5 separate regions of the Mus musculus genome follow, and regions 1, 3, 4 and 5 are each linked to region 2. The links are chromatin loops, found by intact Hi-C in ENCODE. Cell type or tissue: gastrocnemius. All regions are shown on one strand. Each heading gives the region's core, and the rest is flanking DNA. Links, peaks and the distances in the headings are about the cores only. Region 1 overlaps Acvr1 (activin A receptor, type 1). Region 2 has its middle 91 kb from the start of Upp2. Region 3 has its middle 36 kb from the start of Gm13546. Region 4 overlaps Acvr1 (activin A receptor, type 1). Region 5 overlaps Acvr1c (activin A receptor, type IC).

The links. Hi-C counts contacts between places; a loop is a spot of excess contacts. Peaks named below come from ENCODE experiments on the same cell type or tissue, not always from the same donor. Only the 100,000 strongest peaks of a DNase experiment are listed, where the experiment ranks them.
Region 1: it touches region 2 in a loop (10-fold over the local background); 36 of 42 quality-filtered maps call a loop at or near these places.
Region 3: a loop joins it to region 2, with 8 times the contacts of the local background. A loop is called at or near these places in 21 of 42 quality-filtered maps.
Region 4: a loop joins it to region 2, with 5 times the contacts of the local background. A loop is called at or near these places in 2 of 42 quality-filtered maps.
Region 5: a loop joins it to region 2, with 2.5 times the contacts of the local background. A loop is called at or near these places in 2 of 42 quality-filtered maps.

The regions. Positions count from the first base shown.
Region 1 is chr2:58,474,073-58,480,149 of GRCm38, forward strand. It overlaps Acvr1 (activin A receptor, type 1), which reads right to left. Exons shown (of 12, transcript NM_007394.3): 5 at 5,593-5,856; 6 at 3,533-3,744; 7 at 101-200. Among named protein-coding and RNA genes, the nearest start is that of Acvr1, 90 kb to the right of the region's middle. In gastrocnemius, for the core only: a CTCF peak has its summit at 3,092 (motif pointing right); DNase peaks (open chromatin) are centred at 3,093 and 5,631.
Region 2 is chr2:58,661,589-58,667,665 of GRCm38, forward strand. It overlaps a transcript of Upp2 not described here. Among named protein-coding and RNA genes, the nearest start is that of Upp2, 91 kb to the right of the region's middle. In gastrocnemius, for the core only: no CTCF peak of the experiment used is centred there; DNase peaks (open chromatin) are centred at 3,682 and 4,047.
Region 3 is chr2:58,196,498-58,202,574 of GRCm38, forward strand. No RefSeq gene overlaps it. Among named protein-coding and RNA genes, the nearest start is that of Gm13546, 36 kb to the left of the region's middle. In gastrocnemius, for the core only: a CTCF peak has its summit at 3,125 (motif pointing right); a DNase peak (open chromatin) is centred at 3,140.
Region 4 is chr2:58,456,765-58,462,841 of GRCm38, forward strand. It overlaps Acvr1 (activin A receptor, type 1), which reads right to left. Exons shown (of 12, transcript NM_007394.3): 10 at 2,121-2,318. Among named protein-coding and RNA genes, the nearest start is that of Acvr1c, 100 kb to the left of the region's middle. In gastrocnemius, for the core only: CTCF peaks have their summits at 905 (motif pointing right) and 2,410 (motif pointing left); a DNase peak (open chromatin) is centred at 2,404.
Region 5 is chr2:58,301,913-58,307,989 of GRCm38, forward strand. The region is part of intron 2 of Acvr1c (activin A receptor, type IC); the gene reads right to left. Among named protein-coding and RNA genes, the nearest start is that of Gm13544, 28 kb to the left of the region's middle. In gastrocnemius, for the core only: no CTCF peak of the experiment used is centred there; no DNase peak of the experiment used is centred there.

The sequences.
Region 1 (6,077 bases), core at 780-5,779, 190 kb before region 2:
TAATAAGCAACAAGAAGCAGACTTTTCCAAGCCCTGGCTGACTTCGAGAATCACAACCAACATTGCCTGCTGCCCAAAAGGAAGGGAAACATAGAATTACCGACACACTCCAACAGGGTTATCTGGCGAGCCACCGTTCTCTGTACCAGGAAAGGAAGACCGGAGCCACTTCCTGATGTACACGAGTGATCTAGTAGTTCCTGTGATGTAAAACAAGGAGAAAAAGAAATCACTGAGCAACAGTGCCCGCTTCAGCGTCCTGCAATACATGCTGTGGGAACCCACAGGATTTCCAGCAACTCTGGACATGTGACCCATTCAAATGCCTGAAAATCTCCTTTGAAAGGACTAGTTATATGTCTTGGGAAACTTAGAAGCGAAACCTACAGCAGGTTTTCCTGATGGATAAGTCATTCTTTCTTAAGCTCTATAGAGTTTTCTAATCAAATATGCAAGGAAGGAAACAGAGCTAAGCTAACGCGCACATTAGAAAGGCTACGGGGCTGTGCGTGAGGAGTCAGTAGGAAGAATGGGGGTGGGGGATACTTGAGCACCAAGAGCTGGGCATTGTCTACTATTATCTATTCTGCTATGTCCACTAAATGTCTATCAAGTGATCTACTTCGGTTGCCTTACAAACTAAAGGTGTCTAATTGGAAGCAAGCAAATTAGGACTATGAAGAGCCAAGTGTAATATCTGTAATGAAAAGATTCTAATAATATGTGGGTCATTAAATTGGTACTTATAGGTGTGTGCGTGGGTGTTTCTGTGGATGAAGATTCTCATTTTTTTCAGGTAATATATGAACAAGCAGGTCACTAAATTAACACCTACTTATCATTTTTCCATATGAACTGCAAATTAGAAAGGAAACAGGAAAAAAAATATATATATATTTCACTTAAAACATAACACCAGAGTCGCACATTGATTTCCCAAATGAGCATACTGGCAAAAGGCTGCCAGTTAGTTCATTCATGAAGTTTTCTTTCACACTCTCAGCAAAGGCCCAGCGGCAGGACCCGGCCTGGACTATCTCTAAGGCACAGACAGCCTTATAGCCATGGTGATGGTGGAAAGATTAACCCAGCCCAAAGTTCTTCCTTTCCCAACACATAAACTGGCCCATTAAAGCAACACATAGATTTCTGTGAATTTCATCTTCTCTCCTTTCTGTGGAGCAAGACCGTGAGATACTGTGGATCAGTAAGATTACCAAAAGCTAAACACTCAACATAAGAAATTCAGAACCCCTAAAAGTCACAAAAGGATAATCAAGAAGAAAAAAAATGTGATGAAATAGGCTTCGTGTCTCCCCAACAATTCCCTCTTGCCCTGCTTGGTGACTCTATTCGTTCAATTATTTTTGAGGGAAAAAAAAAAAAAAAACCCTCTGCACATTGAGCTGTTGCTTTTCCATGAGGCATAGTTTTGGTTCTAATTAAGTGTGCAGATTTGGGAGATGGGGCATCAGGCAATCAAGCAAAGACTAATAAAGACCTACCTACCTCAAGTTCTGAAGGCCCAGCCGTGGGCGAGCTTCAGCAAGGTTACTCTTTGTCAGCTCACATAAATGAACATATTGTTTAAATAAGCAAATAAGGACATCTCGTTATTCCTTACTGTGTCATTATATGGTGACACTCTGTCAGCTGCGTGGCTGGGCTGTGTTGAGAAGACTGTTATGGCGCAGGCTTTCATTCCCATTTCAAAATCCTAAAAGCTATTCAAACAGTAATTTACACTAGATATTCCAATTACTGCCCTTGGTAATTAGACATGCTAGCAGCTCGGAGAAACACAGTTCTGACTAATCTACATTAGCATCTTGCTTTGCCTGTCGGGAATCATCGTCATGTCTTTCTGCTACAAAAATCTCATAAACCCCACCTCCTTTCCCCTACACCTTAAACCAGACTTCTGGACAAACATTTCATGGAAACAAGGTACACCCTTTCTCCCAGTTCCACCACATCACAACTCAAATTGGTATGCAAAACGATGTACACAGGCTAACTTGTTCCTCTTTCATTCAAACAGAACCCTGATGGGACAGGAATCAGGGCAAGACAGTTCCCAGCCTGGATCCAGCATTATTAACGTACTGACACCTGACTACAGGGGGTACCTATGGCTGCCCAGGTCTAGCATGTGAGCCAAAGATGACCACTGCTTAGCGTACATCTTTTCCAGAAAAGCAACAAAAGGCAGTTGTAGAGGAAGCCTAGCTACAGAATTCCCAGGCACTTACGGACTTGTCAGGTAGTGAAGCCAGCCTGCGGGCATGACGATCTGGGATGAGGAGGGAGCAAAGCATTAAACAGCTCTGAATCACATTACAAAGATAACTTGATTGACTTGCGACTAGCTAGATTGTGACAAGGAAAGAGCTGATTTGGTTGTGTTGTTCGCACCTAACACCCACAGAGCTTTGTCTTTTGCAGAGAAACCATGTAGTATCCATGGAGAAGGCTGTTACTTTATTCTTCTGCACTCTATAGTAGGCTGCTTATGGTGAGTGACCTACTTCCCCGAGTTAACTAAAAGTTTAGAAGAGTAACTAAAGGAACACTTACAGTATCGTGCTATAGCTTTAAAATGCAGGAGTAATTTTAAATTTTTATTGCACATATTTGTTTGCTTATTTGTTGGGGGTAGGGGGAAAGCCTTGCCACGGTACATATTTGGAAGTCAGAGGACAGCTTGTGGGAGTTGGTTTTCTCCTCCTACCCTATCAGTCCTGGGGATTAAATTTAGGTCATTAGGCTCAGCAGTGAGCATCTTTACCCTCGGAGCCGCCTCACGGGCCAGGAAGAAATTTCCAAATGTATAAATAATAGCATCTTCTATGCTGAGGAAGTAAACTCGGGGGGGGGGGGGGGGGGTTCCTAGCACCAGGTAACTGACTTTGAAAACTTATCAAATATATCAACAATTTTATTGTATGTTGAAATGATAAAAGGTATAAACGGTTTGCTTTTCCCCCTATTTACTTGTTAAGCTGGCTACTCAAGCATTTTAAACTCTGTATGTGCTATGCCCAGTTGTACTAGAGGACCCTGGTTCAACCAGCCGACTACTCGCCACAAGGGGGCAGTACTGGAGCATCAAAATCTTAATGGCTACTTCTGGAGATGTCAAGTCTCTAAATTATGGCGGATGCACATAATCTAAAGGGAAAAGGATTTCTTAATAATAATGAAAAGATGCTTCCTTTAAAAAAAATGTTTGTTGTTACAAATAGAGTAACTGAAGACCACCACGTCAAGTTCTTTGAATCTCTGGTCCACCAACTATTCTTTGTCCCTTTTCCTCACATTCTCCAAAGAAAAGTCACCACCAAGGATCTACTAAAATCTCCTAGCCCCATCCCTTAAGTGCCTGTCTGAAACGGATGTCCTTGGCTTTTAGCCCAGTGACTAGTCACCATACATGTCTGCATAGTCATTGTTGGCTTTGCACATTCAAAACAAGAAAGTGTCCACCTCCATCTCGTTATTCGTAGGCCTCCCTCTGGGGTCACAAACTCACCGCTAGAGTGCTGTCTCCCACATTGGTGGTGATGAGCCCTTCAATGGTACCATACTCCACGTCTCTGGGGTTCAGGCGCTCTTGATTGCGTCTCTTAAACTTCCTGAGAGCAACTCCAAGGATGCAAGCTAAAAGACATACTGCAAACACCACCGAGAGGATGATAAGGCCAACTTCCAGGTGGAAATTCTGTGTTCCGGGGAAGGACTTCCCTGGAGAATGGGAAGAAAAGAGTAAGTAGGCGTGGAGACCACAGTTTTCTTTGTTATTTACCAATATCTTAGGTAATGGCTCCTGATCCCGACCAAACCATCTCACGTATCAAAACAATTCACAACTAAAATACTTCCTAACATTTAGACAATGGCCCAGACACTCATTTAAGTGATCAATTAAATAGAACTGGGGTTTAGAAAGGATTCCACCAAGAATCAACTGTATTTTAATGCATGAATGCTTAAGAGCTTCTTAAATATAAGAGACACATAATCCTTGATGTTAACGCTTATGAACGTGGACTTCAGATGCAAAGATGCTTTTCAACGAGCCCTGATGAACAGCCTCTATACTGTAATATCCCAGTGAGAAAGCGCTGATCTCCTCCCTAAGCTTGACCTGTCTCAGAGTTCCCTGCAGCCATCCACTCTCTACTTAAAGGTTCCTTTATATTGTTTCTTTAACTCCCCAAGTCCTGAGAATCAGGCCGGTGCTCTATAGTGCATACCATCTGTATAATTATTCGTAAAAGTGATTTAATAAGTGACAGATATTGTGGCCTCTCAAATAGGACATTCCTTCCAGGAAATGTCTTCTGTGAAAACACTGGGTGTTGGGAGAGTGAAAGGGCTCAGAGGGTCTCAGGAGTTGCTGCAAAGCCTGACAGCCTGAGTTTGATCCCTGGAACCCACACAATAAGAGAACCAATTCCTACAAGTTGTCCTCTGACATGCTCAACACACATGTGCAAATGCAGGGCCATGTGTGCCTGCGCTTTCGCACACACAAACACAACCAAGTCAACACATAAGTAAAGGTGTTGCGTAGTGTGCAGCATAATGTGTTCGTGAGGATCTTCACACTGCTGGCAAGGTTTTTGTGTGAATACAGATGTTTCTTCCTGTCCATCCCTTCTTTTAGCAAAGGATTAACTCAGTGAGCATAAGGAAATGACCTGTGAGTTAATTACTCAAATAGCCAATCCTTTTTCAAACCCTTGTGTTTGATCCTATTTTTATATCCCAATGTAGCCTGTTCTATCTACCCAAAGGGGGTCATAGTAACTTCAAAACTGCCATGTGACCTATTGGTCTTTTGGTTTCCAGCCTCTTGCCTCCTTCCTGCCTTGTGACAGTCCTAGCAATGAAGGCTGTGTGTGTCCTCTCTTATCCTATTTGTGCTTTCCCTCTTCCACAAGGACAAAATCATATAATTAAACCTATTAAGAGGTACTGTACATTACAAGAATAAATTTGGCTTGGGGTGAGCCTATATTAATATTGACAGTAATGTGAGATAAGACAATGAGAGTTCACCATATGAGAAAAAGAGTTTCAGAGGAAGACCGACTTCCAAAGGGTTCAGAATCCATAAGAAATACATGAGGGGAAATGGCATAACTTCAGGGCTCATACACACCCTCATCTGACTTCTGTTTCAGAAGGCTAGGGATCTGATTTGGAAGGGTGGGCAAGGCTTCCTTCATCTTCTTCTTAACAAGGGAAAGGCACTTCACACAGACACCAAGCTAGTGTTCCTACTTCTCTCGAAACACACATGCCCCATACACCCATTTGTGATGACCTGCAGTCAGCGAATCCGTCCCCTTCACCCTTCCTCTGGATGCATGTCACATCACTCACTTTCCCCAAAACATCACTCTCCTTTTCAATCCCAAAGGCCATGCCTTTGTCTTCCTCACCCAGAGTGACCTTCCATGGCCCAGCAGCTCTGGCTCAGCAAGTCGGAAGAATGCTTCTGGCTACGCAGATCCTTAACCCACACAGACTTGGGGCAACCCTCACAAAACCCCTTGATCTAGTAATAGAAGGAGCCATGGGAACCTTTAGTGGGCAGCTGGGCCGTGATGTTCCTGTTACACCAGTCCCCTTGGCAGCACTCCACAGCCTGGCCAGGTGACGGCGGGGTCTTACACGTCATCTTCCCCTGCTCATAAACCTGAAAGCAGCCCTTCTGGTAGACGTGGAAGCCATCGTTGATGCTCAGAGAAGAAAAACACTGCTGGCCTTCACAGTGGTCCTCGTTCCCGCAGGAGAGGCCCTCACACACACACATGTAAAGTTTCTGGTTGACCTTGGGCTTCTCATCTGCAAAGGAGAGGTGAGGAGGAGAAACAATTCAGTTCTATGAGCTTCGCCCCTTTCAGAGTTAAAAAAAAATCCAAACAGGTTTCCCTAAGATCACCCCAAACCCAATCACAGAACCATCGACTCTGACCAGCGTCTACACTCCAGATTGTCACTCAAACAATAGCTCCATCTCAGTCTATGAATGTATCTGCCTTACGTTGTGCATCCATCCATCCTCC
Region 2 (6,077 bases), core at 638-5,637:
TTTAACAGTAACTGGAATCACACGTCCTTGCCACCAGGACCAGCTATGACCTGCTTCTGATGGCCATTACTGAACGATGAGGGAGTGGTCCTGAGAAGGCGTTGGTTTGTGTTGATGAGGGTGGGGTCTCATCCCAGGGTGTTTGGAGAAGTCTTGGGGCACTGGAAGCAGGGTCCCCATGCTGACATCAGGCATCAGAGCTTCCCAGGGAGATGGAAGGATGGGACCTGTTGGGATTAGAGAGGGGAATAGAATAGCCCTACTGGGAGGAAAACAGTGGAGGCAACTGGAGGGAGATTTGTTACTACAGGGGCCAATTCCATAAGCAAAAATATTGAGAACACTCGAAACCAGGAATTAGTAAGGAAATTGTACATGTAGAAAGACAGCTGAGCTCAGTGGTTTAGGAAGGGCATTGTAGTATTAATGCAACCTCAAGGCTCTCAATATACACAGAAGAAAATGTAGAACACACACACACACACATACACACACACACACACACACACACACACACACCACACGTGACTGAAGGATATGTGCACGCGCACATTTGCATGTTGTAACATTTCTCTAACTTCCAGATTGTCTCAAAACAGAATACGGGAGAAATAATACTAATTAATTGAGGACATAATAGAACCATATGGCACTGTTAAAATAATTAAAGGAGACAATACACATGGCAGGTATAAGGCACATGTAAACTCTGCATAGTATTATCATCATCCCCTGGGAGGAAAACAGATCAAATTCTACTCTGCATCTTGTTTTCACCAAAACCAAGTCTTTTCACAATGGCACATGCTTTGCTTTTTAAAATTAATAGATCTAGCATGTGTCTTTTACTGTCTTACTTTTTATAATTAGGAAAAAAAAGAACCGTGTGTGTGTGGGGGGGGGGTATAATCTGCATTAGTGTCGTCTGCCGATGACTCATAATTTAATTAATTCTTGTTGCTAATGGAAACCTCTGGTTGAATAAGGCAAAGTTGTATTTTAGTAGCAGCACTTGGAAGTGGATGGAATAAGAAATCTATCCAACACCAAATCTATGGACATAAGGGTATCCGCACCGATCTTTCCAACTTTTGTAAATCTCTGAATCAAAATACTGAGTAATAAAACAGCTGTCAACCTTTATTTCTTCCATTTATGTCAAAAAACAAAATCCCTGCTTAAAGTCTGCCATGGTCAGACACTACTTAATACGCTGCTTAGGCCATTGTGAACAAAACACTCCCTCCCTGTTAGGGAGCTCTGTGATCGATCGTCACGGTGGGGGACAGATAATAGACATAGGCCCTGCTTGCTTTCCATGTTGCCTGACCCTAAACCGTGTACCACACCTATCCCTTTTCTACTTAAAGAAAAGATTTTTTTCGTGGCTTATTAGCTATTTGATTTCCAGCAGCCTTTTGAGCCATGATTTTCACGTATCGGAAGTAAAGATCATCACTATAACATGATGGTACTTAAACATGTGAGATGAGTGGTGTGGAGCTGCTTGCTTAGCAGGTGCTGGAGAGAGACCAACACTCTCGTATGTAAACAGCACAGGTCTCGGTTCCTATTACTTCTCAATGTAAGATAACTGGGGTTCCTTTGGCGTGTAATGAAACTGCTTCATTCACTGGGTTGAGGATGCTACTGTTGATCTGTGATGCCTTATCATCGGGCTCAGACACTGCCATCTTGCCAGTAGGAACAGGGAGTCCACTCTTCTACTGGATTTCCGTAGAACAACCCCTTCCTCAAGCCTGTCGCATTCTCCCCTCCTCCCTCTTCCTTGATGATTTTAGTATCTTGCTATACAGCTCAGATTAGCTCTTAACTTGTTATCCCCCTGTCTCAGCATCTAGAGGGATGGGATTATGGGTGTGTGTTCTAGGCCCAGTTTACTGTGTTCTTCTTTTTCTCCTACACAGAAGCTCATGGCTTGAGTGGCCACTCAGCTGTCTCACGGGGTTTCCTGAATAGCTCTTTCCAGGGGCCAGGCTCTTACTGTGTTCTCCACAGCCCACTAAGTACAGTCTTGGCTGTGTGTGCTGCTGAATATTTCAGTGAGACTTTTTATTATATTTATTTATTCACTGGAGCTGAGAGGGGCACCACAGCATAGGTGTGAAGTTGGGAATTCCTTCCATTGTGTGGGTCCCAAGGATCCAACCTGAGTTCTGGAGCCCTGTCAGTCTTTTCCTTTAGAGGACTTTGAGAAGATTATAGGCCAGGCTTGTAATCTTCCTGCCCCTGGGAATTAGTGTTATGAGCCACCACGCCTGGCTAACTGCACTCCAGTCTTCATCCTAAGATCACTGAGATACGGGCAGGGAAATCAATAGGCTTAATTGATATTTTAAGAAGGATTTTCAGGCTTCTCTGTGAGGAGTGAGTATCCGGGTCGAGACTGGAAGGGAGATCCAACTGTCTCCCAGATTGAAACTGCACACACTGGGTCAAGTGGTTTGGAGCAGCTGGGCGAGCCTGTTTGGAAGCAGAATTAGGAGGTAGCACTTACTGGTATCAGCAGCGGAGGAGTGAAATGAGTGGGTGACGCTTGAGGTTGAATATTTCTGTAGATTTATGTGACTGCACTACTTATTAGAAACGGGTAACTGCGATACTTAATAAAAACCCTACTAAGAGCATGTTGCATGTTTGATGTTACAGTGATAGTGGAGGATTCGTGGGTGAGCCTCAACAACTAGGTTTGCAGTGTAACCCCTGATAGCCTCTGCAGGTCCAGAGGCCCTCAGATTCTACGACAGACTCCTAGGCCTTTGCAAGCCTCAGTCTCATGTACTCCATGAGTCTTCTTTATGCAAACAAGCCTCTTATCTCCCAGCTTCTAAAGTTGGTTCGTCTTCTACCTCAGGAAGACTCCAACGGGGAACAAGCTGCTATCCCTGCACCCCCAAAAAAGAATTCAACCCAATATCTAGACTCTTCGGTGGTATAGTGTGTGTGTTCAGTTTGCAAACAACAGTTTACACTCCCCCAATCCCCACCACACACCACCTCTTTGAATTCAAGAGCTTAGTCTGTTTAAGTCTCAAGTTCCCACTGTGAGGCAGAGAGCACTTAACCCCTTGCAGAATGCAGCCTGTGCTTAGACCTATGAGAACATTACCTTCTTCTCCAAGAACAGGAGATATGTACTCCGCAGTTTTACAAATAGAAGGGTCATTAGCATTGACACCAACCAACCAACCAACCAACCAAATAACAAACAAACCAAACAACCCTAAAGAACTGCTTTGGCAAATAACAACCTCAAGGGGGCGCCCTACCCTGCCACTCTGGAAACTCCCCCCCCCCCCAACCCCCTTCCGGGATTCCCACTCTTGCTCTGAAGTCAAGACGCCAGACAACTGGTCTTATTTTGAAAGAACACAAGAGTTGCTTTCCACCTCAGTTAAGTGACGGGATTCCTGGCAGGTTATCTTTCAGGCAGACGAGAGGTTGATGGATCTTCCTGGGAGACAGACTTTGAGCTATAGAGAGCCATCATGCGATTGACCACTATCGCAGCTCCCGTTGTCCCATTGCTGTCTCCACATAATGGGAGTCTATGACCGGTATGGATTTCTGTTGGCTTTCTTCTCTGATGCTGGCCTTCAGCTTCGGTTTGTCAGCCTCTCAGCAAGTGCAGCAGGAAGCAATAACAGCTCCTTTTTTGTGTTTGTCCCCTCTTCTCTGCGACCCCCGATGGGCAATGCACTGAGCACTTTACATGCATCGTGGCATAGCCTTGTGATGATCATTCTGTGAAGTGCTAACATCACTATATTTGCTTTACACTTGAAAATTGCAAAGTGTGAGCAATTAAGTCCTTTCTTTGCGGTGACCTATTTACAGTAAGGGTTTGCGGCTTCTTTCTGCCTTGCATTCATTTTTCTTGTCTCCTTTGCTTCTTTCTTCTGGCTTGTGCTTCCTACTGCCAGCCTTTCCATTCAGCTAACTTTGCCTGACAGATGGAGCTTCCTCAGTTCTCAGGTGCCCTGAAGGTTTCCTGGCAACCACCTGGTCTTGAGGTCCTCAGCTGTCACAGCAAGCACTCTCTGCTGCCCCCACCTGGCAAACTCTAGCACTGACTCGTTTCTTGGCCAATACATTTGTAAGAGTTTTCCACTTTTAAATTTTCATTAGTAAGATGCTTATATGCGGCTGTTTAAATTAAGATAGGAGTGATCAACTTCTAAGGAAATACAGCCTGCAAATGAATTTAAAAGGATGGAAGCTCCCCGTGTGATGGGGTACATTGGGTCTCAACGCAAGTTAATGGAAAGTGAAAATGTTCGCAATTCAGAATTGGCTTTAAGTTTTCCTTGTGATTTTTGGAGCGACTTTGCATTGTTTTTAGTGTATTTCTTCTTTATGACTTTATACTTGAAACTTTGCCAGAAGTTCCTGAAAAAAATTTAATCTAAAGTGCAAATTTACTATTTTACAAGGAGTCATTACTTTTGAGCTTATTAGAAAAAAAGCCAACTCGAGGTCAGTAATTACCTCACAGAAGGCTGAGTGCTGCTTGTTTCTCTTGTGTGCCAGGCCTAGAGTAAATGTTCAGAGCTCGTTTGCTGATTTAGAAGGAACACACAAGTGGTTCTTTATGAGGTACCGAGAAGAGTTGAAAGGGAGTCTTATCTGACTTGGGTTAACCCTAGAATTTATTTTAAATACATGGTTGTTTGAAGACTTTCCTCACTAAAATACTGCACAAGAACAAAGAACGGGTATCCTGCGCTCACACGGCTAAGGACTTTCTAAAGCATTTGGATTTCTTACCTACGATTAGCTCAGTTATTGCTAGGCTGATCAATAGGCACAACTCTGAGATCAAGAGCAATTCAGAGCACTATTCTCCCTTCAGCCCATGTTCATTGTTTACCGTTTGAATGAGACCTGTAATCAGCATTATTTACCAATCTTTACAGTGGAACTTTAAACCAATGGTTGTTCCTCTCTTCACAGGTATTAAATACCATTTCAAGCATCCTTTCAGGGATTCTGGGCTTCTTAACCAAGTCCATTTCCCCAGACTTTGCAGTCCATGGAAGGAACATTGAACCTGAAAGAGTCTTTGAGAAGTATTTGTTATTTAACTTGAGGCAGCTGTTCTTAAAAAGTTACACAAGTCTATAAAGTCTTTAAAATAGATTTAAAAAAAACCAGTTAAGATCTAGCCTTGAAATACATATAAAATACATACTAGGAATTTCCTTTGACATTCTTTGCTATTACAAATACTATTATAACTAACAATTCATCCAATTATAGACAATTAAATTAGGATTCAACTGCTAAAAATTAAACACATATATTTGGTGGGCTCTCTGAGCCAAATTGCCTTAGAAATGTCATTGTTTATTGCCGAAAACTCTAAAGCATGTATATAACTGTAGGAAATACTGAAAGCAGTCATCTTCCCCCCTCCTTGTCCTTGAATTTTTGCCAAGTATCATCAAATATCAGATACACACTGTAATAGCAGATTTGCTTGAATGTCACTATTAATCTAATCTGTAACCTTTAACCTTTTGTTTGAGGCATTTCAGAAACTTTACACAGATAGCTAATGTCCAGAACAACCAGAGCCAAATGCAATAATCTTACAGTTGAAGGACAGCCAAGGCACACTCTTTCTGAGGATGCTTTTCCTTGGAGCCAATATGAAGATGAAAAATGGCTTTTGTGAGCACAGTCGTCATAGAAAAGGCTTTTTTTTTTTTTTTTTTTTTTTTTTTTTTTTTTTTGTCACAGTGCTGGGCAGATTTTTCAAGCCAAGGGCACAGTACTGTACTCTTTGCAGGTCTATTTTTAGGTTTCCATTTCTCAACAGGATGCTCTGGGTTTTGCGTTAGCGACACGCAGGCTGCACACTGTGGTGGAAGGAGCAGACAGCCTGCTCTGTGCACTCCCCACACCCCAGGATCCATGGTCACCTGGCCATAGCCTATTTTGTGGTCTTGGGGATCTAGTGACCTCTTCTGGATTTCCTAAGTGCTCAGCACACCTTAGGTTATCTATTAGTCACACATTGCCAAGATCTTGCAGTATGCCTCATTGGGGTCCAA
Region 3 (6,077 bases), core at 679-5,678, 470 kb before region 2:
AGGCTCCTGCAAGTCTCTGATAGAAACGTATACATATCTTAAAAGTCAAAAGAAAATATAATACCATTTACAACTGATCTTTCTCCCTGGTAAACACTTGCTGGACGGGATAACATACCAGGGAACTAAAATACCAATCTGTCATTTTAAGACACACACAACACACACACACACAAAGAAAGAGAGAGATTGTTGACATAGAAACCATCATTATTCAAGTTGAATTAACATACCAAAAAGATTTTGATCTTTTCTCCTTGATAAACACTTGTTGTTTGACTGTATAACATACCAAGGAGTAAGATATCAATCTGTCATTTAACACATATGCGCGCGCACACACACACACACACACACACACACACACACTTTGTTAACATAGAAACTACTATTATTCAATTTCAACTGACATACCAAAAAGATTTTTTAAAACAAATTCTAGTCTGGAAGAGGGGAGAAGGGAACTCTCCCACACTGTCGATGGGAATGTAAATTGGTATAGCTATTGTGGGAAACATTGTGGGACTTCCTCAGAATAGCCAAAAATAGTACTCTTGCATGACCCAGCAACTGCACTACTGGGTATAGCCCCAAAGAAAATAAGGAAATGAAATCAGCAGGCCAAGGAGCCAAGAAATCAAAGCAGCCATGGTTGCCATCAACAGATGAATGAATGGACAAAGTGCAGTGTGTACACACCATGGAATGCTATTTGATAATAACTAGAACAAAGCTCTGTCATTTGCAAAAACACTGGTGAAATTGGGGGACATTGTGTTAGGGGAAATAAGCCAGAGATAGATGGTAAGTGTATTTTTCTTATATACAAAAGTTTGAACTGATCTGAAAGAAGAAACAAAGAAAAAGCAAGAAAAAATTAAAAAATACAAAAATATGGTGGATGCTAGAACCTGGAACCTGGAAGAAGCCTGGGACAGAGTCAGTGGGTAAAGGGTTGAGGGGTTCAGTTGGACAGGCAGAGAAACTTGGAATATTTGATACCACAGTAGAGCAACCAGTTGATGATATCCAATTGCTTTATTCAAAATAGCTAATGGAAAGGATTCCGAATGGTACCCCACCCCCAAAAAACAAAACAAAAAACAGGAGTCGATGAGCACGTGAGTCATTCCAATCAGATCGTTAAACATTGTAAAGATACACTAAACTCCTACACTGCATCTCACAAACTTGTATGATGAATAAATAAATATATATGCAGAAATAGTGGAAACAAAATGCAGAAGAAAAACATCAGAAAAGATGTTCTGCTTATTTCCTTCCCAACTCGCTGAATATGCCTATTGTGTTTTCATTTATTTAGACAGATACCTGAGTGCCCAATATTCTGTGTGTTGAGATCATATCATTTCTTCGTATCTTCAGCAACCTACTGTTAACACTTTGTTGAACACATCAATATAGCACTTGCTGAGGCTGACAAGGTGATCGATTATATTTGGCTTGACTCCTCAGTTGGACATCTAGATGGGAGTTTAAGAGAGCTTTCATTAGAGAGAGCTGCTAATGAAGACAACAAAATCAATTAAACAAATTAAGTTACAAGCCGATCCATTGCTGTTATTAAAGAATGGCTATATTCATGCCATGGTCACTGTCAGTCGCTCATCTCCCCTAAGGTGGCCAATAGCTCGGGAGTTGGATGATATGCTGTCTGCTCCCATTACAGAAACGCCACTGACACACTGAAGCTGTGGAGCTGGATTGGAAGGTGAGGAATAGCCATGGGCCCCAAAGCTCCGAGAGTGTCAGCTGAAACCACTTCTCTCTGGTTTTAAAGGAAAAAAAAGAAAGCTCAAGAGCAATCTAGGAGGAAGGGGGAAAGGACATCTTTGGAAGAGACTGGCTGCTGTAAAAACGTTATTCTTGGAATTGATCTCATCAATTTTTAATAAAAGTGAGAAGTATAGACATGCCTACACATTGAACAGAACATGCCACGATTAACAATGGATAGTAAAGTTTTCTATCTCTTCAGCCTTTACCGAACAGTTATTTTTAGGGCATCTTGCTTTCTTTATACTTGTTTAGGAGAGTTGTCTTATTCCCTAGGCTTATATTACTATCAGAGTCCCTGTTTTACCCAAACTGAATTTCAGGGTATCACTAATTCCACAATGTTGCTAACAAGGAGCACTTACTACCCTGTGTGAACAATGCATTCTGGGATTGCTTAAACTCCACAGCTTGAAAACAGAAGTTGTAGGTCATGAACTTGGAGATGTAAGGAGAAGTTTGCTTTACAGCATGCACACATTCTGTTTGGGAATATTATCTTTAAGAAACTTGGAAAGAGCTGGGCAGTGGTGGCACATGCCTTTAATCCCAGCACTTGGGAGGCAGAGGCAGGCGTATTTCTGAGTATGAGGCCAGCCTGGTCTACAAAGTGAGTTCCAGGACAGCCAGGGCTATACAGAGAAACCCTGTCTCGAAAAACCAAAGAAAGAAAGAAAGAAAGAAAGAAAGAAAGAAAGAAAGAAAGAAAGAAAGGAAGGAAGGAAGAAAGAAAGGAAGAAAGAAATGAAGAAACAAAAAAAGAAGAGAAGAGAAGAGAAAACAAAAGAAAAGAAAAGAAAAGAAAAGAAAGAAAAGAAAAGAAAAGAAAAGAAAAGAAAAGAAAAGAAAAGAAAAGAAGGAAACTTGGAAAGTAGCCAATGTCTGTCTTGCACTCAGCAGGGGAAAACACAAAGGTGCTTCTTGAGGCCCCACAGCAAATCCACCTCTTATTCCAGGCAGACTGAACCTGAGAGAGCTTTAGCGCCTTGGAGAATTAGTTATTTAGCCCAGGCTCTCCAGCAATTTTTCCTATCACATCAAAACACTTTAAAGCCTATTATGGATTCAGTTTTGATTGTGTACATTTCTTTAGAAGTGATGCCATAGAGAGTTTATCATGCAAGGGATGCATCTGATCCACAGAGATGTTCTTCTCAGATACCCGGCAATCCTCTGAGAAGGAAGACATCACGGAAGTAATGCATTGCCTGGTTAATTAAAACCTCGTCAGCATGCAAGCAAATATTTATTCTCAGATAAACCTAAACGCTTCCTGATTTAATTAATTCTTTATATGGCAATGCAGACTCATTTTGCTAGCCACATCCAGCAGAGGGCAGGATGCTCCCACCAAGGGCCAGCTGGCTACAGCCTCTAGTCAGAACACTGCAACTCTCTATCAGAGGAAAGAACATTTTCCTGGTCTTGGGAAGGTCCTCAATTTCTTGTAAGAATCTGAGTAAATCTGTTATCAACTTGAAAACAGAAGTTGTAGGTCATGGACTTGGAGATGTAAGGAGAAGTTTGCTTTAGAGCACGCACGCATTCTGTTTGGGAATATTATCTTTTAAGAAACTTCCAAAGTAGCCAGTTTCTGTCTTACTACAGAAGGTATGTAGAGAACTGATTTAGGGTTCTGTGTGTATGCTGCCTTTGTTAAACCTGAGTTATTCTTGGCACATGTCCTGCCTCGGTCCTACCACTCTCCCTATTGTAACTTGCCCTCTGCCCTTAGACACTCATAGCAGCTCCCCACTGGCTTCTTGTCTGATGCCCCTTCATAATCCCTTGGATATGACATGAGATCACCACTAACTCAAATTCCCCTCTTACCAAATGTAACTCAAGTGTGAGAACATGAGTGGTTCTTCCCCTTGTTTGTGATATAGATCACTAGGGAAACATTTTTGTGCCAGGCCTTGAGCACCACAAGGTTCTGAGCATTTATTCTATTCTAGGTAGATACAAGACAACACAGATGTCAAACAACAAACTAGAAGTTCCTTGTTAGTACTGTACACACTTTTGGATATGGGGGTTGTCTGGGAGGACTAGGCAGTTGGAGAGGATTTTCATCTTCCTAGGACATCCCCATCCATCTCTGAGGGAAGATAGAAGCAAATTTACTTTCAACTGTATTATTTCTGTATACTTTGGGTACTGGAAACTTCCTTTAATGAGAAAGTAATGCAAAAAACAAGCCCTCTAGTCATCAAAAATCACAATGACAACAAGAAAGAGAATTAAATACAAGTTGAAAACCATTGACCTAAAATATGTTTGTGAGAAAAATCAGGGCATGCAGCTCTCCCCAAGAGTGCATCTAGGGATGAAGCGCTACTACATTCTGTTAAGAATCCTCCCATTATTATTGAGTTTTTATTATTATAATCATCCCCTAATAGTCACCCTTTCCTAAAATAAGCTAAAGTATTGGGACCGGAGTAATATGTGGCATTTTGACAACTGTGAGAACCCATCTTTTGCACCCAGGAACTTTGTGCAGGAAGGTGATAATTGACCAGTCTCTCTGACCACTGGCTGGTATATCAACACATCATCCAGAGTGCTTTCAACACTTCTTGGATGCCGTGAAGAAGCCTTCATCCTCTTGGCAGAATGTCTTAATCCATCCTAAATGTACCAGGTAGCACCAAGCTTCATCAACCCGTTGCAGGTATTTCCACCTGCAGAGGCTCTAGAAGGCCCAGCTCTGGTTGCTCCAGACCCTATTACACTCCTTCATTATGTCAGAAAGAGGAACGACACTTGCTTTTAGTGGCTCAGCAACATAGCTGAGATTAGCAGAAGAGGGTATGCCTATAGGAGCTTGTGGATGATCTGATATAAGATTTGTATTGATAGGAGTCAATGTTCTACTGTGATCAGTGAAATTGTAATCTATGTATAGCCACTCTTCTGGCTATGAAAAACTCCTCCTGACTTTTTCCATTGGTCTTAGAGGCTACAGTTCTATGTACTATCACAAATATTGTACCTTTAGACCCTACCAAAGTCTTCTCTCTAATGGCCATTTGCCTATTTGTGAAACTTAGAGGCAGAGCAGGCTGAACTGATTACAAAGAAGACAAGACTGTCAGCTTTCAGCTCTGAAGGTAGCAGCAGGGGAAGATGGAAGAATTCCTCCACTTCCACTATAAACCACTGTAAACATGGTTGTAATTGGGAGCTGAAACTGAAAAGAAGCCCTTGGAAGGAGAGGCTATGACAAGCTAGATATCACAACCAAGGCTACAAGGCCTGCGAGCTTCAGTCACCAGAAGAGTTCAAAAGAGTTGTGAGGGCTTCAGAAGCCAGGGGTCCTGACACCGACGCTCAGAGGCTATCAAGTTTGCTGCTGGCCAGAGCAACACATCACTGAAAAGATGAGACGTCAACCTGAAAGACCTCCCAGTGGCCAGGACTGGGAAAGTGGGAGGACAACAAAATAGTAACAATACTGGATTATAAATCAAATATGTGTGTGTGTGTGTGTGTGTGTGTGTGTGTGCTCATGTGCGTGTGTGTGAACTAATATTAACAAATGATGGAATATATAAGGAAGATGCATTGAGCATCTGGATCAATAAGCCTCTTGCGCAGACCAAGACTTTACTCGTCAAAGTTTAGGATCATGAGCATCTGGATCTGGAAATCCTAGCTTCTAGAACTCAGAAGTACCAAAGGTAGGACCTCTGCCATCTTGTTTATCTTTGATAGAACCTGAATATGACCTGATTACCAGCTAGCCATTTTTACCATCAGTACTATGGAGATCGAGCCTGAAGAGAGAGTACAAGTCCAGAATCCAGACTTGCAAAAGAAGGAGGTGAACTTAGAGTTCTAGTTAGCCTTTAAACCCTAAGGCACAGACACTATAACACTGACCTTGTGGACAGCTGTTCAGAGACACCTGCAATCCCCTGTAGATCTTCATTATGCCACCACCTCTCCACCCACCTTTACCAGACCTGACATCCAGAACCAAACAGTTTAGACTCCCTCCCCACACCCATATTCCTTGCACACTGAGTCTTCTGGGGCGCTCCAGCTGCCCCAACCACCTGCTATTCCAGCTGGACACCAATTTTCCTGCCACCTCTCAGCCCACCTTCATCAGACCTGCTGATTGGGAACCATGCAACCCAAGGATACCTACCCATCAGAGACCTGCCACACCAGGATCATCAAGGTCATACCCCTTAAAAATACCTACAACAGGAACATTCAGGGGAAAAAGCCATCCAAAAGGCTAACAGCCCTCAGAAGAACACAATTCT
Region 4 (6,077 bases), core at 329-5,328, 210 kb before region 2:
AGACGCCTAAGCCATGATGCAAAGAAGAGACCAATAAATCACAAAAACAACCAAAACACTCTCCCATCCACGGTTGTTTTTTTTTTTTTTTCCTCTCCCAAAAATAACCTTAATCACAGGATCTAAGCAAGCAAACTAACATTTGTTTGGCTGAATTTTAAGCAGATGACTCTAACTTCAAACTGACTACTATTAATCACAGTTGATCTTTCAAGCCATTTGGGTTGACGCCTGTGACACCAACACAGGGCACATCTGTGACACATTCTTACAAAGCCCACAGCACATGTTCCAGTCTAACAGCCAGCTTGGCTCTGGGCTGCACCCCCAAATCTAGAAACTAGCTCCCACACTGGTCTACGGACACCAGCTTCCTCTTCATGGAGGAGACTCCATCGCATGGCTTCTGTGGGCACTGATCCTGTAAATGCTCTCGTCAGGATAATCCAAGCAGAGTCAGATTTTCCCCTCAGCTCTCAGGCAAGCACAAATGACTGGGGTGAGGAAATGAACTCCCTGTGCAATCTCAGGCAAAGTTCAGAACTTTATAAACCTGCTAGGCAATCCCTCTGTCGAAAACTGGTCTCAGGCGCCCCTGTGGCACCAATTGAAAGGCGGTGGATTGAGAAACAATCACCAGAAGATGTTCCAGGCTCCATAAAAACGAACTGTCAAGTTCATGGACAACTAGCCTGAAACACTTGCCATGATGCCCATAGAGGGTGTGTTCAAAGCAGACACACTGAAGTCACAGGGAACCCTTACATGAAGACATACCAACTTCGGCTATTGAAGCCGTATCAAATTTCTAACTCCATTTCTGCCCTAGAATCTCTCCTTTTATTATTAATTTATTTGTTATGTGTACAGCGTTCCGCCTGCATGTATGCCTGCAGGCCAGAAGAGGGCACCAGATCTCATTGTAGATGGATGTGAGCCACCATGAGGTTGCTGGGAATTGAGCTCAGGACCTCTTGGGAGGAGCAGCGAGTGCTTTCAACCACTGAGTCATCTCTCCTGCCTCCCCAGAACCTCTTAATCTCTGGCCCTGTTAGTCACAAAGATTATAATTACACTACAAATCTCAGTCCTTGGGAAAAACCAATCACAGATGTTAGATTTCATATCTTCTTTCTAGAAGACTTCAGATCTGGGATTCCAGGGTTTCTCAGGCTTTTCAAAATGGCTCTTGAAAAATGAACAAAAATTTAAGCATCATTTTCTTCTCTTTTCACGGGGTAGTTTTAGAGCTATATTTTCTAGATATATGAAGTTCATCAAGTTAGTTCAAGGAATTCTGCTATGGAAATCACTCTGGGTTCTTAGTGTCTGCCTAAGCTGACAGAATAAGAATTAGTGTTCTCTAAATCAATGCAAAGCTTCATTATGTGAGGTCCACTCAACTACCTCATGGACAGACATGAGAGAGAGCTAGCTTCAGGTGGCCCAGGTTAAAAAAAAGTGACAAACAGTCCACGCCTTTAATCCTAGTACCTGCAGGTAGGGAGAGTCAGATCTCTGTGAGTTCCAGGCTAATGTGACCTACGAAATGAGTCCCTGCATCCAAAGAAAAAGTAAGGGAGGAGATAGTGAGGGAGGGAGGGGGAGGGTAACAAATGCTTTCCTTTTGGCTAAGACAACACCATTTCATAAAATCACTCAACAGATCAATAAGAGCTACTTAGCCATGGTCCTTGAATTTAAATTTGACCCATTCAAAAAGTACTGAATGCCTTCCAAATGTGTAAACAGACTTTCTTTCAGTAATCCAGTAAGAAGAAAAAAGAATTCTTCTGCAACAGCAGGACGCTTCCATAAGATTCCTCTTAAGTTAAATCTAGCTTATGGAGGAACAAAGAGGGAAGGCCAGCAAGAAGAACACTAGAACAGGGAGAGAAATAAGGAGCAAGAAACCCAAACAAAAACTGAGAGAAAAAAATAGTTCTTCAGTTGTCATTTCCTCTCATGAATTTCGAACAGAATGCCATTACACACTTAACCCACTGTAAGTCGCGCAAGTATGATTTGATTCGGGGAACGATGCAGCTTCCAGAATCCCCCATGCCTTTTGACCGTGCAGCATTAAGAAACCGTGGATGAAAATAACGTCAGGCACTTACCATTGCTCACCATTCGCCTGGCCACTTCCCACAGAACAAGGCCAAAGGCCCAAATATCGACCCTCTTATAAGAATCAAAGCAATCCACTTGGATGGTTTCATCGAGCACTTCCGGAGCCATGTAGCGCTTGGTCCCCACACGGGGGTTGTTTCCCACATCAAGCTGGTTTGTGCTCTGGGAATGCATGACTGCCAGGCCTAAAGGGAAAAAGACAACAGGGTGTTTAGTTATTACTGCCTTTCTCCTACAGGGCAGTTGATGGAATTTAAAACAGCCCCGATCCAAAGCGCCCTCTGGTGGTATGTGCGACACTGACGGTACACCTCGACTGTCCAGACTATCCCCAGGATTGCTTGGGACTTTGGGAGTGAGAGCAGGAACAAGGACTAATTTCAGGCAGATTGTGAGGCTATAGAGTTAATATATGAGGCTCTACAAGATAAAGGCTTTGTGAGGCCATTGTTTGAAGCACATGGAACAACAGGCACACACACATTACATGTGAACTCTCAAAGTCCATCACTTCTCCCACTTGTCTCCTAGCACAATTGTTTGGGAGCGTGAGCCCAAAAACCTGAGCAATTTACTGTTCCCAAAAATGGCAAGCTAGGATAGGCTCTGCTGTATCCCCAAAGGGACAGCCAGAGCAATCAGGCTGTCTGAACCCATGGGCCTTCCCCTGGAATCATGGGAACAGACAGCAGTGGGCTGAACCCTGACTTGGAGAGATCTGCTCCAAGAGCAGATCTCTCCAAGTCAGGGTTAAATGGTTCCAAGGCACTTAAACCGTGGCTCATTTCTGAATTCCTCAGTCAATTAGAGAGACCTGCCATTTCCCCACTAACCACCGGGGGGAAAGACAGATTTGTGCATGGCTTACTTGAGGATGGAATTATTTATTGATGCATAAATAGACCGTCTTAGAATGATTGCGGTAACACTCAATATAATGAGAAGTGCCAAACAGGACCGTGCCCCTGCAAACTGTGCAATCCAAAGGCGCCTAGAAAATCCCTCCAGCTTATCTGTAGTGAATGAATTCTCCAGACCGGAGTTTTGAACACATGACCAGAGAGCACACGACATCCCAACGTTCACCTTGAGCAAAGAGTTTTAGCAACTGCCTTCATCTAAGACAGGCTGTTTCCTCTTTCTCTGATTTGGCTGTTATGAACATTTTCCAAACCGTATCCATGTTCCTCTGCCATCTCTAGAACTACACTCCAAACATCAGGATGCAGTAAAGATGCAGCTGAAACAGACACAGTCATGGCACCTGTCTACGGTTTTGGGCTGGTCAATTAAAACTATGACAGAGTGACTGTGTGCATCTTTAAAATGAGGGCACAAAAGGAGGAACGAAAGTTTACTGATTGCTTTCTTCTTTGGCTCATTCATTATGCTAAGAGGCCAGTAAAGAGCCCTGTGGAGAGGCAGGCATGCAGGGCACTGAAGCTTGCTGCAAAGGACCATGCGATCTACCACACTGGAACCAGCTGCTTTGGTGACAGCCAAGGCTTCCAATGACTAAGGCCCTGACCAACAGCTTATCAATGTGCACCTGCAATCCCAGCACTTGGAAGGCAGAGGCAGGAGAGTTTCTACAAGCTTTAAGACCATTGAGTTCCAGGTCCGCTAGGCTTAAATAGTGAGACAATATTTCAAAACAAACAAACAAACAAACAAACAAACAAAAAAACACCTTAAGATGCTAGGTGCTAAGTTTTACAGAGGATCCCTTACAATAAAGAAAAATTGCAATTTATAAACCTTGATTGAATTATTATTTGGGAAAGCAAAAGAAAAAAATAATTGATAATTATGGTAGCACATACTTTCGTATTGTACCACTCAAGGGCTGAGGTCCAAGCTAGTCTGGGTTACATTGTAAGACTTCAATGATTTTTAGATGAGATTAAACTGTGGTTTTGGAAAAGATATACTTTGATATGGGGGGGATACGTTTTGAGATATTTAGTAATAAAGTATTATAATGTCTCTCACACATTCCAAAACTAGTAAAATTCCACAACCACAGAAGGACAAGATGACAAACTTTTCTCATTTCAAATCTAGGAGCCATTATAATATTTCTTCAAACCTTTTATGTGATGTTTTCTTTTCTATGCAAGCAAATTTTTATTTTTTAAATTTTTTATATTTTTCTTTTTAAATGAAAAAAATTAATAAAAAATGTATATGCTTAAATGTTTTATACCAAAATGTTAGAAAGATCAACCAGATATGGTCCTTTTAGCAGCCCCGATAACAGAACACTGTTCCTAATGGGTGATACTGAATTTCTAGGTAAACCATGGAGAGTTATAGGTGACTTTAAGCTATAAAGGGGCTGTGTCATAAGCAACATTACTAGTTTCCCATAGTGAGTAGGTAGTACCAATTTGTATAGCAACTAACGTATCTAATTGGAAGGCTTCATGGCTAAGAAATGTGGCCAAATCATTAACTTGCTGAACTTCCCAGCAAAATCCCCCATCTCCCTCCCTCATCATTGAGTCTCATAAACCACAGCCAAGATTTGCCCTATTGCACGGTAACGGCAGCCCACACCGGAGTCCTTTCATCTGAGATTGTTCTAGCACTGCCCAAATCCTATCATAACCCTGTGAGGTGGGGCATGGCTGTTGCTGACTTACCTGAGTAACTATTATGTAACTATATTATTATGAAGGCACCAGTAATGTAGATGTTCAGAGCACAGCATTAAGCACTAGAGCCCTCCTTGGCTAAGACCTTTTGACCGCTGGACAGAGTGTAAGTAATGTTAGCCCTTGAACCAGGTAAACACATAAGTAAAAAAAAAAAAAAAAAAAAAAAACCCATGCAAAAACGAAGTGTAAATGGCAGAATTCACACACAGATCACCCTGACTCTAAGAGCCATGACAGAGGTTGTATGAGTTTGCTTCATCACAACTCAAACAGCCTCACAAAGCTTCGGGAGCAGGCTCTCACCCTTGCAAAACACTATAAAGTAATTCTTCTACATGCAAGCAAGGATTCAAAAGTGCCTCAAAGGAAATGCATCTTCCTAATATGTCAAATTCTCTGTCTTTAAAAACCAAACAAAAATAAATTAATCTCTTTATACAATGAAAGCTAAGTCTCTCTAAACCTTCAATGGGGGGGGGGGGGTCTCACCAGTCAATTAAAATGAATAAGCCACATCATTCGGTTCTTATCAGCACAATTATGCAGCCAAAATTCTAGGGCTTTGGGGTAGGTTTTATTTTGCAGAATTGCTACTATTCATGAAGATTTTCTTATGTGTGGAACAACTGAGGCTCCATCAGCAGACCCGAAACCTTGGAGAGTGGTGGGGGTCCAACTCGTCAAAAGGGTGAGTTATCTCACAGACTACTGTCTCCAGTTGATAACTCTGCTTTGGCTATAGAAAAAAGATGCCTTCATGAACAATTTATTTTTAAGACAAACCATTCCATGAAATACTTAGTCTTGCACTTACTTTCAGGTAAAAGTTTGTGAAATCTGGAAGCAACCGTATTCGTTGCTGGTAAGGGTGGGTCAGGGCCTGAGCTAATGAGCTTACTCTAAAGTCTACAGAGACTGGGATTCATAGCTTTTGTCAAAACTCTGAAAATACAAGGTTTGGGTGTTTCATGGTGTTTAAATTGGACCTGAAAGGGGGAAAAAGAATGAACACATAAGGCCCATTACTTAATGCTATATTATCTTGCATGTTGAGGTTGTCAGAGAGAAGAATTCTTTTGTCTGCAACTTGCTTTGAAATGCTCACAGATGAACAGGAACTGATAGGTGGGTAGACCAACACACGAAACGTTAGTGGGGAGACGCAAATGGTACATACACAACTGCTGATTATAATGACACTTGGCCTTCCTGAATGTTTGAAATTTTCAGCGTGACATGTTAGGAGAAATAGGTGCAATTGGCTAAACACTGGCATACAACATC
Region 5 (6,077 bases), core at 769-5,768, 360 kb before region 2:
TAATCTGGCCAAATTTTATGAATTTTTTTGTAGGCAGGTGACACATTAAAATATATTTCCTGAACAGCTTTACGTGGTGCATCTGGTTTGGGGAGGGCTTATGTACAGAATGCCAAAAGGCTGCAAACTCTTCCCCAATGCTTTTATGTTTTAAGGAAATAAGAGCACTGGGCTGAAAGATTACAATTATTGACCTAAGAGTATTTATAAATAAATAAATAAATAAATAAATAAATAAATCCTTCACTCAAGGAGAGATGAGATTCATAGACTGTTGGAAGATGGAGAAAAAAATGCTCACTGTTTGAAAGTGCTTCTTGCTAGTCCAGAAAGCCAGCAGTCATGATGGGAAATGGCCACAGCTCCCAACACCTATGACTCCAGATCCCAGGGTTCCAATGCCCTCTTCTGATCTCAACGGGTACCGACTTACATATGATATACAATCACACAGATATGCACATAAGGATACAAAATCTTTGGATCATTAAAAACATAAAATATTGGAAGAAAACCCAAATAGGTTTCAAAATTCATTTTCCTTCACTTCAGGCCAGCAAAGGACAATCACTCATCTTTCATCTCTGCAGTCAAGATCTACGCCAGTGGTGTGTGTCTATGAGGACATTAGATGCCAGTTCTTCAAAATATCGTCTAGGCTATCTTCCACCAAAGGGAGTCCTTTCTGTTAGAAAGATGAAAGTCTCCCTAGCTCACAGCAGACAGCCTTGCTCAGGCAAAGGTTCTTAACAAATTGATGACGAAGGACAAGCTACATGTCTTTGTCCCAACGTCTTCACTGGGGTAAGCTCTAATGTATTCCACAAAGCAGCTTTGCTTGCTTGGAAAAGATTAAGAAACACATTTTGACCTCGTTGAAGGTCTCATCCATGTTACCAAAACAGATTTGAGTGAGGCATAGAGGTATTTACATGCATAGAGCCTTGCATCGTACAGAATACTCAATTTAAAATTGGTTATAAATTTTATGTTCAATCTCCCGTTTCATCCTTCTGAAGAAATGTTTCTCATTTAAATCAGTGTACTTGTTTCTGGAAGCTAGAAATGTTTCTTCTATTCAATCTCCAAAACACAAGTTTGATTTCTTGGAATGTTAGAGTTAATTGAACTTAGAAAAAAAGTAAAAGATAGCACCTTTCACTTTCTGGTGTGAGGTGGGGGGATCCTGCCTGGCGCAGCTGTCAGGTGTGCACCACGCCCTTCAGGAGAGCTGTGAAGGGACTCATTCCTGAGATGGTGGAGCAATCCCATAAGGGACCAGGAGTGGTTTCTCATGCACACGTGACCTCATTCTGATTATAAGCAACGAATTTGTGTCTCAAGCAGAAAGCCAAAGTCAGAAGACAATGATGGACGTAGCACATTCTCTAGGAACATCTTCATTTTTCACAAATCAGAGTATATTTTCAAATAATTGATATTTAATAAAAATTGACCTTTTGGACAGTTTCTCTGTCTTCAGATAAAAACCTTTCATTTCACGAAAAGTCTCATTTAGACATGTCCCTTATGAGTGGGTGTCACACACCTCACAGGACTGATACAAATAAGTCTTTTATTTTTTCTTTACACAATTAAAAATAGGACAGGGAATAAGCTTTGGTCAAAAAATTATCGAAGCACACCCCTTTTACTGTTGTACCTAGTACTTTTTTTAATTTAAAATGACTACTTAAATTAGTGAAAAATAAGGTAGTTGTTTTAAAGTAGTACGTTGTAAGGTAGAAGGGGGAAGTGAGACATCACAGTTCCATTGCCTTTATGCGGCACTATATTTTGGTAGCAGACTAGAAATAAAGATTGTATAGCTTGAAGGTTGTTGGTGGTGAATAGTCTATTTCCATATGATTAGCTGTAATTAGTGTAAGCAGTTCCTCCCCCAATGAACCCTATAAACTGACTCCTCTAGCCCAAGCGGCCTCGCTGTGTGCTGCTTGAGTTTTCACAGACTGTAGAGTGCTTTTGACATGCCTTGATAGCACAACTATTTCTCTAGGTGTTCTCGATATCAGTACTGAGAGTCACCAGAAAACATTTGTTAGAAACTGAAATGCAGGCTAGCTATGGGGTGGGGGGGGGGGGGGGTTGGTGGGAGGGAATCTAAAACTAAGTATGTTTGTTCCCATAGGAAAAGATTTTCTTAGATATTAAGGAAAAAAGTAAGATATGAAATTGTACTAACCTGAACAATTCGATATATTAAAATAAGAAATATAGGGGATGAAGAGATGGCTCAGTGATTAAGAGCACTAGCTGCTCTTTCAGAAATCCTGTGAATTCAATTCCCAGAAAACACATGGTGGCTCGCAAAAATGTGTGTGTGAGAGATCTGACGCCCTCTTCTGGCATGCAAGTGTGCAGATAGAGCACTCATACATTAAATAAATAAATAAATAAATAAATAAATAAATAAATAAATAAATAAATGAAATATATTATGCTAACCTGTTGATTTGAGGAATTATGTGTGGCTTATAAGCAGCATAAATTCTGTCTCATAGTTAGTTCTGGAGGCTCGGAAGTCCAGAGCCAAATTGCCATCAGATCTTGTGTTTGCTGAAAACCTGTGTTCTGGCTCATGCTGACACCTTCGTCTGTTTTCAAATATTTCATATGTTTCAAACGAACTGCCTCAGACATCCTTTATAAGGACATTGATCCCACTCCTGAAGACTCCACCCTCCTGACATAATTACTTCCTCAAAGGCCCCACACCCCAGTAATCCTTTCAGATTAGTCTCTTGAAACAAACATAAAATGAGTTATGGGCTATTTCCTCTGAGTCTGTGCTTTGAAGAGTCTAGGTTGGAACTACCTGTCCTTGGAAGCTTGGCAGGGTTTTCTGGTGGATCCTCTAGGGAAACTTTCTCTAAAGGAGTGTCTTTAAATTACTGACTCAAGTTCTTTAATACCACAGGACTATGCTCATTGGTAAACTGTAATTTTACAGACAATTATCTCCCTATTGCAGGGTCTATTAATTAATATTAAGTTAAATAATATTAATTGATTGATTATATTGTGCTTTATTTGTTAAATTCTCCCTCTGAGATTGTAGACATGTCTTATATTTCCTTATGCTTGGTAATGCACTTATACACACAAGAAAAAGAGATTATGCTCTGGATTGTACACAATTTGATTCTTTTTCTTCGTGTGTGTGTGTGTGTGTGTGTGTGTGTGTGTGTGTGTGTGAAGTGCAAGCCCACAGTGCTACAGTGTTTGAACAAACCATTTTTAAACTCTAGCAACTCTTCTGCATTAATGTTTATTCTGTCTGCTAAATATGCTAATTTACTTAGCAAAAGTAAATTATCTTCATTTAATGTATATGTTATATCTTCTCTATAAGAATAATTTTTAATGTTTGTGTAAGCAAGTCTTCTACCTTGCTCTTCACTATTGAGAGGATAATGTCCATCTTCCCTATGTCTCTTCTGAGTTTAGTTTACCTTTTTACCTCTGAAAAATGTAAGCATTTCCCTTTGTGTTGGTATCCAACAGTTAGTTATACAATATGTCAGGGCTTTCTTCTCACTTGTCCTGGTGATATTTTTGAATTTCTGAGATTCTTGGACTCATGTTCTTCCTCCATGTTGAACTATTAGTTGTGTAGACAGCTCTTCTTCTCAAAGATATTTGTTTTCCTTTCTTTTGTTTTGTTTTCTCTCTGCTCTTTTGTACCATTATGTAAGGCCTACCTGGTGTTAATCTTTTCTATACTTGTCTTTTTGTTACTTTGTCACCTCTCTTAACTTTTTCCATCATTTATTATCTATACAGTACACAGGAATCAATTTCATTTAGCCTGAATCTTAGATTTATAGCTCTTCAGTTGTTAAGCCTATTTCTTCAGCTTTTAATTTCAATTGTATATTTTTATTAATGTTTTCTTCTGCTACTACTCACATCTACTAGATCACTATTTTATGGCTTTTCATTCTCTATACTTATTTTCAAATTTGCTCTTTGTTTCCTTAAACTAAGGAGAGCACTGAGTCTATAGTCATCCTGTTAGTTCCCTGTACATGCATTTTTCTATACTGGTTTCTATGTTTCTAAGACTTATTTAACTTTTAATGGATATGAGTCCTTGCCTGCAAGGATATATTGTACACCTGCATACCTGGTACCCATGAGGGCCAGAAGAGGGAATAAGATCACACAGAATTGGAGTTATAGACAGTTATGAACCACCATAAGGATGCTAAGAACTGAACCCCAGTTCCCTACAAGAATATGTCTCTTAATTGCTGAGCCATCTCTCAAGAGCCTGGTTCTTCCTTTTGCTTTCTTATACTCCCCTGTGTTAATTATTCTGCACTACGCACTGGTCATGTGCTTCTCTGCCACCTGAAGGCCTGATGTTGAAGTACCTTCATCCTGAGCACATGTACACTTCCTGCCAGGAGGCAGTTGGCATGGTTGAAGTTTTCTGAAACACAAGAAAGTTTTTTTTTATATCTGGAGGGTCCTGTATCACTCCAACATACTAACAAGATCCTGAAGTCTGCAAGATAGCCAGTCCCTGCTTACAGTCTATCAGGAATGGTAGCATTTCTTTTTTTTCTGCTCTATGTAGGACTAAACTAAAGGTCTTACATAGGGTAAGAAGGGGGTGAGATTATATGATTGGTTTAAACTTACATCAAAGAAAGAAACTTAATATTTCATTTGCATATTGTCAGCTTCTATTAGATTGCCTAATTTGGCAAACTATGCTTCCTGACATTTATCACTCTTGAAACTTGAACACCCTAATAACAAAATGCATTTGCTTCATTAACAATGGGAGATCCACGTGAGCCAGAAGACAGCAAATAGACAGATCAGAAAGTTTAGTAAGAATGTCCTCACTGGTCAAGATACTCACAGGACAGCGGCATCATTCAGTTCCATTACTTAAGAAACCACAAAAGAACTCACATGATATGCACTCACTGATAAGTAGATATTAGCCCAGAAACTTAGAATACCCAAGATACAATTTGCAAAACACATGAATCTCAAGAAGAAGAAAGACCAAGGTGTGCACACTTCATTCCTCCCTAGAATGGGGGAACAAAATACCCGTGGAAGGAATTACAGAGACAAAGTTTGGAGCTGAGATGGAAGGAAGGACCATCCAGAGACTGCCCCACCCGGAGATCCATCCCATAATCAGCCATCAAACGCAGACACTATTGCATATGCCAGCAAGATTTTGCCGACAGGACCCTGATATAGCTGTCTCTTGTGAGTCTATGCCAGTGTCTGACAAATACAGAAGTTGATGCTCATAGTCATCTATTGGATGGAACACAAGGCCTCCAATGTAGGAGCTAGAGAAAATACCCAAGGAGCTGAAGGGGTCTGTAGCCCTATAGGAGGAACAACAATATGAACTAACCAGTATCCCCAGAGCTCGTGTCTCTAGCTGCATATGTAGCAGAAGATGGCCTAGTCGGCCATCATTGGGAGGAGAGGCCCTTGGTCTTGCAAAGATTATATGTCCCAGTACAGGGGAATGCCAGGGCCAGGAAGCAGGAGTGGGTAGGTTGGGGAGCAGGGGGGGAGAGGGTATAGGGGGCTTTGGGATAGCATTTTAAATGTAACTGAAGAAAATACTAAAAAATTGTTTAAAGTTTAAAAAAAGAAACCACAGATTCTATTACATCCCAATTTCTTATTATCATGTTCAATGAACCTCTTTTTTATCACTTATGGTGTTATTATCTAATTTTCTGATGCCTCTTAGTTGAAAACATCTTGACTAATCTCATGGGTAGAAAATTGTATATGGCCACATTAATGAGCATCTCTTTAGCTATTAGTGAGGTTGAGCACTAGCTCCGTACTTGATTGCTTTGGAACTTCTCGACCTCTATTGTAAATTTTCTAGTCACATCCCTTGCTCTTTCCTGGATTTTCCCTTTAGAATCCTTCTCTCTTCCTTTCTTTAGTCACTCACACAGAGCACACAGGCGTGTGCACACACACACACACACACATACACACACACACACAAGCATTTTCTAAATAAATCTATGTCACTTTTTTCTCAGTCATATATACTA